3 separate regions of the Homo sapiens genome follow, and all the other regions are linked to region 3. A link is a loop called in an ENCODE intact Hi-C map of the cell type or tissue named here. Cell type or tissue: dorsolateral prefrontal cortex. All regions are shown on one strand.

Evidence for each region. Peaks named below come from ENCODE experiments on the same cell type or tissue, not always from the same donor. Only the 100,000 strongest peaks of a DNase experiment are listed, where the experiment ranks them.
Region 1: it touches region 3 in a loop (4-fold over the local background); 27 of 110 quality-filtered maps call a loop at or near these places.
Region 2: a loop joins it to region 3, with 9 times the contacts of the local background. A loop is called at or near these places in 24 of 110 quality-filtered maps.

Annotation. Positions count from the first base shown.
Region 1 is chr10:123,131,813-123,134,312 of GRCh38, reverse strand. No RefSeq gene overlaps it. Among named protein-coding and RNA genes, the nearest start is that of HMX3, 2.9 kb to the left of the region's middle. RefSeq lists a silencer at 837-926 and enhancers at 1,006-1,300, 1,367-1,476. In dorsolateral prefrontal cortex, CTCF peaks have their summits at 948 and 1,148 (motif pointing left); a DNase peak (open chromatin) is centred at 1,152; H3K4me3 peaks cover 1,141 bases; H3K27me3 peaks cover 2,500 bases.
Region 2 is chr10:123,379,658-123,382,157 of GRCh38, reverse strand. The region is part of intron 6 of LINC02641 (long intergenic non-protein coding RNA 2641); the gene reads right to left. Among named protein-coding and RNA genes, the nearest start is that of LINC02641, 33 kb to the right of the region's middle. In dorsolateral prefrontal cortex, a CTCF peak has its summit at 1,252 (motif pointing right); no DNase peak of the experiment used is centred here.
Region 3 is chr10:123,042,574-123,045,073 of GRCh38, reverse strand. It overlaps ACADSB (acyl-CoA dehydrogenase short/branched chain), which reads right to left. Exons shown (of 11, transcript NM_001609.4): 6 at 1,903-2,028; 7 at 589-681. Among named protein-coding and RNA genes, the nearest start is that of ACADSB, 35 kb to the right of the region's middle. RefSeq lists an enhancer at 1,367-1,661. In dorsolateral prefrontal cortex, CTCF peaks have their summits at 467 (motif pointing left) and 1,525 (motif pointing left); a DNase peak (open chromatin) is centred at 1,533; H3K27ac peaks cover 906 bases.

The DNA of each region.
Region 1 (2,500 bases), 89 kb before region 3:
ACGAGGGCTTTTTGGGATCCCTTCACCTCCCCACCGCTTTCTTTTTCGTTAGATTGAGCCTCGCCTAATTCAAGGCCGCCCTGCATTGGCAGACGTGATCGTGTGGGGTCCCCACTTGAGAGGTAGATTTTGTTTTTCGGTCCTGGGGCGTCAGACCCTCCCCCACCAAATCTCGACGGGCATATGTAATGTTTCTTTCTGCATTCATCTACAGCAGCGAACCCCATTTTTGCTTTGGAAATCTGGAAACGTAAATGGCGCTTCCATAAACAATTACTGTTATTACTCCCTTGAGTTTACACAGGGCTTTACTGGAATGCAAAACGCTACGCCATCCAAAATCTGGGTTGGAACGGATCACTGCCCTGAGACCCCAGCAGGGTGGGTCTCATACTTGGATTTTGTAAGTGGAAACCCGCGCCCAGAGAGGAGGAAACTGGGCCTAGGTCGCCCAATCGCTGCTGGATACCCAGAGGTCATTTTCCCCCAACCGCAGAAATAGCTCGATGCACGTAGGTCTATGAGGGTTGGGTGGGCACCGCCTGCACACAGCCTGCCACGCGGCCGAGTATGCGTGGAGAGACCCCGGCGTGTATGCCTGTGTGTTTTGGGAGCTTCGCCATTCAGCGCAGACGCATGCAAACTTGGCTAGAGTTCTGACGCACGAAAGTCGACTTTAAACTGGGAATGCTGAGGGTTCAGTCTGGGGAGGGGGACTCGTGGCTGATCACAACTCCAGCGCTAGACTCAGATGGGGAGGGGACAGGCCCAGTGTGGCGGGAGAAGAGTCCGGGACAGCCGCCCGCATCCCTGCTGTGCGGCTACCGGATCCCGGCTTTCCGGTTGTCGCCCCAAGTTCTCCGGTTGACTCCCCTCCCAGGGGCGCGCAGGGGCGCTGTTATGTGCTTGTGTTTGGCCCGGGAGAGGAGCTTCTCCAGTGTCAGCACTCTCAGCCCATCCTCTCAGTTTTAGGGATTGCTGGGCTTGAAAAGCGGGATGTATTGAGTAGATCTTTCCCTTCCCCTTCGAGAAAGCTGGTGGGAGTCGGGTCTGGGCGCGGACTCAGCCCTTTACTCGCCGTCTGGCGAGAGGTGTTGCCAGCGTTCTTGCGCTCACGACTCCATTCAAAGTCAGGCAGACAGCGCCCTCTATGGGACAGCCTCTGAACCAAGCCTGCAGGTTCCGCTGGAGAAACCGCTGTCCCGGCGCAGGACGTTTAAAAGCCATTGAGGTCTCGCCCTTCGCCGCCGCAGTTAGAAAACAAAAGCATTTTTTCTCTGGATCCCGGGAGAAGAAGTGGGTGAAATCGCCTTCAGATCTCTGCTGATCTCTACCTGGCCACGACAGGAAGTGGTCTCGCCTGCCTGTCATCCTCCTTCCCGCTTTTCCTGCCTGTTTTAGGGCCCATTCTGTGGTCCCCGTCTCGTTCTATCCTTTAGGTGCCGGTCCTAACCTCAGGCTAGGTGTTCTCCAGGAAGGACTCGGGGAGGGAAGGAGGGAACGGGCCTGCCTCATTCGTCTTCCCAGGACTCAGCGCCGCCGGCCGATCAGCGGACGAAACGCTTGTGCTCAGGAAATGCTTGTGCTCAGGAAACGCTTGTATTAATGCCTGAATGCCTGAGTGAGACGAATGAATGAATGGATGAATGAATGAATGGATTCACAGTTCCCTTACAGAGAATTGGCCCACTTGATTAGGGACCTTCAGATAGCCTGATCATACCCAAAAGCTGTTTTTAAAGAGTTTAATGAAATCTGAGATCTTTTGATGCTGCATTTTACAAAACCTAAAGGAGCCCAAGGAATAGGACCTTTGGGGGACCTTTCCCAGGCTAATCTCAGGCAGATGGGCTGTGAGAGCGGGTCTCTACACCACCCACCCTTGGGACAAGGAGCCAAGAGGGCAGAAGGGGACTGGAGAATGCCAGTGATTAACACCCAACTTTTACACAAAAGCATGAGGCCTGATACAGGAGTGCTTGGCATGGCATTCTCACCTGCCCCAGGCCCACCACACACACAAAGCACATACACGTTTGTGCACACACACAAGTCAGTAAGCAAGGCGCTTCCCAAAGGAGGGGAGCTTTCCATATTTTTCAGTACTTCATCTAAGAGAAGGCTGCTTCCTTCCCTCCATAGCCATACTACGGTCCTTCTCCTTGGAGCAGCTTCCTGGCACAGCCCACCTCCTTATCCATGGACGGGGTGGGGACTGCTTAGGCTTCTAGCCAAAGCTGCAAAACTCCCAGGCTGGAGGCCCCCACAATTAACATAGAGGGTTTGCCCTGGTCCTGATGGCCTCATTTTACCACCCACCTCTTCTGACCTGCAGGTCCTTGCTTTGAAGGCAGAATGGACAAAAGCCTGGAATTGTGATCCTGGGGAAACTGTGCTACCTACACATGCTACACAAGCTCTTTACTGGGACTTTCCTGGAAAGTTCTCTCCCATCTTTCTCGATGCCACCAGGAATGCTGCCAATGATGTCTCCCTCTGA
Region 2 (2,500 bases), 340 kb before region 3:
TGAGCTGAGTTTTACAGGGAAAGAACGGAGAGAAAGGCATTCCAGGCAGAGGGACCAGCCTATGCAAAGGCACTGAGGTGAGAAAAGGTTCAGAGTATGTGGAGAGCAGTAAGATCCAATCCCCAAATGGACCAGCCAGGCCAAACTTGGGAAACATTGTCTAAGAGTAGGAAATACTCCATGGATGGAGACTTTTCCCTACTACCCACCACAACTACATCCAGAGTGAAAGAAATGGAGAGGTTAAGTAGCCTTTGCTATGGCAAAAGGAAGGATCCTGCGGTTTGCATTTGATTTGAGCCACTCAGTTGCAACTGTGAAGCCATGGCCTCCATCCCTGCATATTCCATAGTAGGCAGCACCTCAGAGTTCCAAATCCTGGGACTTTTCTTTTAAAGGTCTCTGGAAAAGCACAGTAGGTGCCCTTTAGGAACTGGGAATTAAAAGATCACAACAAGAAAGTCCCTTTTCCTGCTGTCCTTGCTCCTTGCTCCTCCTGTGGCCCTGACTGAGACGGGGAGGCCCACGTCTCTGCCTGGCCCCTAAAGAACACTGTGAGTGCATGGAGCCGTCTCTCCTTCCCTTCCCAAAGTCCCCAGAAGTTCTAGCCTGGCTTCCAGAAACATGCTTCAGCAGTGGTCTGGTGTGATTCAGTTTTTGTTACTTCCTGAGCGTGACTAATCCAATTTGACCCTTCCCTGCCATGTACACAGAGTCCTTCTCACTCTTCTCTACACCACAAGAGTGGCCTATTGTGCAGCAAGAAATCCATGCTGATCAATTCAGGGCAGGCTGCATTAGGAAGGCAAATTACACGAATATGAGTTGGGGATAACTATGATTAATCCTTTGGCCAGGCAGAGCCCTGATTCCCGTCATGCCCTTGGGCAGCTCAGAGGTGACAGGGATAAGGACAGCACTTCTGATGGCCGCTGGACCCAGCCATTCATTACCGTGATGTCCCCATCACTGAGCCTACTGATGAGATTATTGATCGTGGGAAATAATTATATGAAATGCATTGCAGTAAGCATCGGCCATTGTCTTTGTATTTATTGGCAAGGGATGTTAAGCTTTTCCTCATTTTAGAAGAGCTTCACTTTTAGGAATTAATTGATGGAACCTTTTCAAACTAACAATTGTTACTTTCATGGGGGAAAAAGCAGGAGAGAGCGGAGGAAAAACAGAAAGAAGAAGCAAACATCAACGTATAGGAAAGGCCTAGAAAAATGGGAAGTCTAGTACCCAGTAGATGGTGCTGTAATCAAATTCTAAAACTTGTTATACCAGAAGCTCAGAAAAGTGCTGGAGAAAGTGAGAGGAAGGGAAAGCTTGTCGGAATTAAAGGTACACAGTTCAATGGACTTGGCCCTATCTCTCACTTTAGTAAAAGATGATGTTGATGTTGATGATGATGACAACGAGGATGATGATGATGGTGGTGGCGGTGATGGTGGTGATGACGATGATGATGGTGATGATGATGGTGATCATGATGATAGTGGTGGTGATAATGGTGATGATGATGGTGATGATAATGATGGTGATTATGGTAGTGAGATGATGATAAAGGCAAGGCTTCCTTCTAGAAATAACAGACTGGGAGGGTTTTCTACTTTGAAAGGAGTCAATGCAAGGCGATGCTGGGAGATAAGAGCCCCCCAGAACCAAATATACTTGTCCCCTTGCCCACTTTGGTCCCATAGAAATCCTAGAAAAATTAGTTAAGGGTGAAAAGGCCCTTTCAGCACTGAATATTAAGTGACACCTAAAGATATCTTCAATTCCACCCCAATGAGAACAAATGTCATTCACATACATTTTCCCCACATAAGGAAACTTGTGTATAAAAAAGCTGCTTTCAGATTTTTGAAATAAATAACTAGAGTGGACCAGATGGGGAGCTGAGTGTGCGAGTGAACCACCTATTTTCACATCGGTTGCTGTCGGCTTGCCCAGAGCCTTTCCAGACCCCTTTGAGACCTCAGGTAGAGGGCTTATGGCTGGGAGCCCTCAGGTGGATGGGGAGAGGAGCTCTTGAGAACAACTGGGAAAGCCTATTGTTTTGTGGACCACTGGGGAGGGAGGGGTTAACTCCATCACAGGAGGAAAGAAGGGCTGGGAAGCATAGGTGTAACTGGAGACGTCTTTGGATTTGCACACTGGACAGCTAGCCGCCACCATGTGTGCAGATGAAATTCTCTTTGACTCCTTCAATCACTGCCCCCATGTGCCTTGCGAGGCCTTCCCAAGCATCGAGAGCATCACACTGTCTTCATGTGGCTGTAGAAGGCTTTCTTTGGATGCAGGCTCATGGTTGGTTTGTTGGCAAATACCCCCACTCCTAAGAAGCCACCTGCATGTTGCAAAGCATTCTGAAATACCTGGATGGAATTGCTGGGGTAAAGGTCAAGGCCGGGTACCTAAACTGTGGAGGAATGGCGTGATTCCTGGGAGCAGGGATGGCTGGAAATAGACGTGGGCCCAGGGTTTCACAGGG
Region 3 (2,500 bases):
GAAAATAACTGATATTACTTAATAGAAAAATGCAATATGCATTATAAAAGCCAAATTTGGTAAAAAAAAATTTTGAATAGTTCTCATTTTATGTATCTACTTAACTGTGGCTATTTTATTTCATGTGCCGCCAAAAAACTTGCCCAGTTTTCACATGCAAAACAGTAAGCAACAAATCTTTTATTAACTATAGATATCTTTACTACACAGTGGAAGGAATATTATTTATTCTTAATGTAAAAAATTCCTTCCAGAATGAATTTCATGCTTTGAAAAGTTGATTTTTTTTAAAGTGCCATATTTAATTTACAATACATTTGAAAAGCTATCGGTTCAGGTATTAGATAATACTTTAATGTTCTCAAAGCAGAAACACTGTTACCACCAAGCCATTGTTTGGTTCTATGGACACTTACATAATTGACCAAAAGGGAATTTGAAAGAAATAATAAGCCATTCTATCCCTCATGTAAGGGAACGGTGCCATCTTGTGTCCATAAGCTTCCAAATATTCATTGGTCTCATTGCATTTTTTTCTTTTCACAGTTTAATTGACTCACATCATGGAAGAGTTTAAATCTGACTTACCTGTGCAGCAATTCCTATTCTACCTTCATTGAGACTCCCTATGGCATACTTATAGCCATGTCCAATTTGTCCCAAGATATTGGCTTCTGGAACCTGAAAATACAAATGTGCACTTATTTCTCAGTTTCATTTTCCATGATTCATTTTGATTATATATTTGTAAGTACACATAGACTCTCAATTCGTGTGCTAGCCCTCTCACAGAACTTGCCGGCATCTGTGTCTCCCTCTACGCTGTTTTTCCACAGCTCTCTGAGGAAAAGGACTCAAGTCCATGCTGTTCATGATTGCATCCTCCAGAGCCTTGCACAGGTATTGAATGGATGAGTGAATCTAGAGTAAGGGAATCTCATAGAATTCATCAATAACATAAATTAATACTTTTCCCCCCCAATTCTTATCTGTAGGCTACAGTGTGAGATAACATATTAGGAACTACAAAGATCTGCAAATACTTGCAAAAACAAGTGTAGTAAGCCTTTCTGCTGTTGAGACCATTCACCCTCATAAAAATCAACGGTGGGGTATATGTGTGTGTGCATGTGTGTACACAGGTGTATGCACAAGAAAGAGGAAGAGAGAAGAAACAGACTAAAATGCTTATTCATACTTTAAAAAAATAAAGAATTAAGAATAATAAAAAACTATACTTAGTTTTGTAATATGGGTAGTTGGGGGAGAGAGCAGGGAAGAATGGAGAAAGAAATGGGAAAGTAAGAATGAGGAAAACAGTTGGGGTGAAGTAATGAGGCCCCAGTGACATCTGTAAAGACATCCTCCCCCTCACTCCCCACAGCCATGCAAAAAAAAGATCAAGCTCTGTGATGAGTGGTGGAAAAGCCGACACCACCTGCCCCACCTACAGGGAGTTCTCCAGCATCAGCACTAACTATCTGGATCTTCTGCTGCTCACGTTTAATAGCCTGGCTGTTTCCGCTCTCACTGAGCAACACCCCCATCTTGTGGCCTTTAGTGCACTGACACCAGACTTCCTTCTCTGCGGCCCCATTTGGTTCACAAGTCTCAAGCTTATAAAGTATACGTGGTCAGAAGCACATAAGTTATAAAACATAAATGGGATGAATTCTTGGCACTTGCTTCCCAGGACAGCTTCTTGGCAGAAAGGTTTCCACTTTTGTGAAAAGTACATTTATCTGGTCATGACTAAAGAGCGCTGTTCAGGGTTTTACAAAATACTCTCCTGCGTGTGCTTATAGCCACTTAGTATTTTGACACCTGTCTTGCACACCTCCTGTGGTTCCATGCAAGGCTTATTTCGCATCAGTCTTTTACTGATTAGTCTACGATACCCACCTTGACATTTTCGAATGTTAACGGGCAGGTGGAAGAAGCTCTGAGCCCCAATTTGTTTTCAGGTTTCCCTATATGAAGGCCCGGAGTATCACGATCTACTAAGAAGGAGGTAATTCCCTTATATCCCTAAAAAGAAGAATTAAAACGCTATTACCACTTGGATTTATAAAACGCCTTGTTTCTGAAGAGTTTAAGTAAAAAGAAAACTAAAAATGGACTTTGGTAATAAATACTAATGGACTCAGAATTGCAACATGGGCATTATGAAACGAGAGCAGCTAGAGGACATTAGATCCAAACTATAGAACCTTACCATTTGTTTCACTTTTTCAGAGACCATCATAAATATTAAAATTATTATTACACTATTATATAATCATGAGAATGTCATGTTCTCAATTTAATTTTACTATATAAAGTTTTAGGCCAGGTGCGGTGGCTCATGCCTGTAATCCCAGCACTTTCGGAGGCTGAGTCGGGCGGATTACCTGAGGTCAGGGGTTTGAAACCAGCCTGGCCAACATGGTGAAAAAACGTCTCTACTAAAAATACAAAAATTAGCTGGGTGTGGTGGCAGGCACCCGTCAGGAGGCTGAAG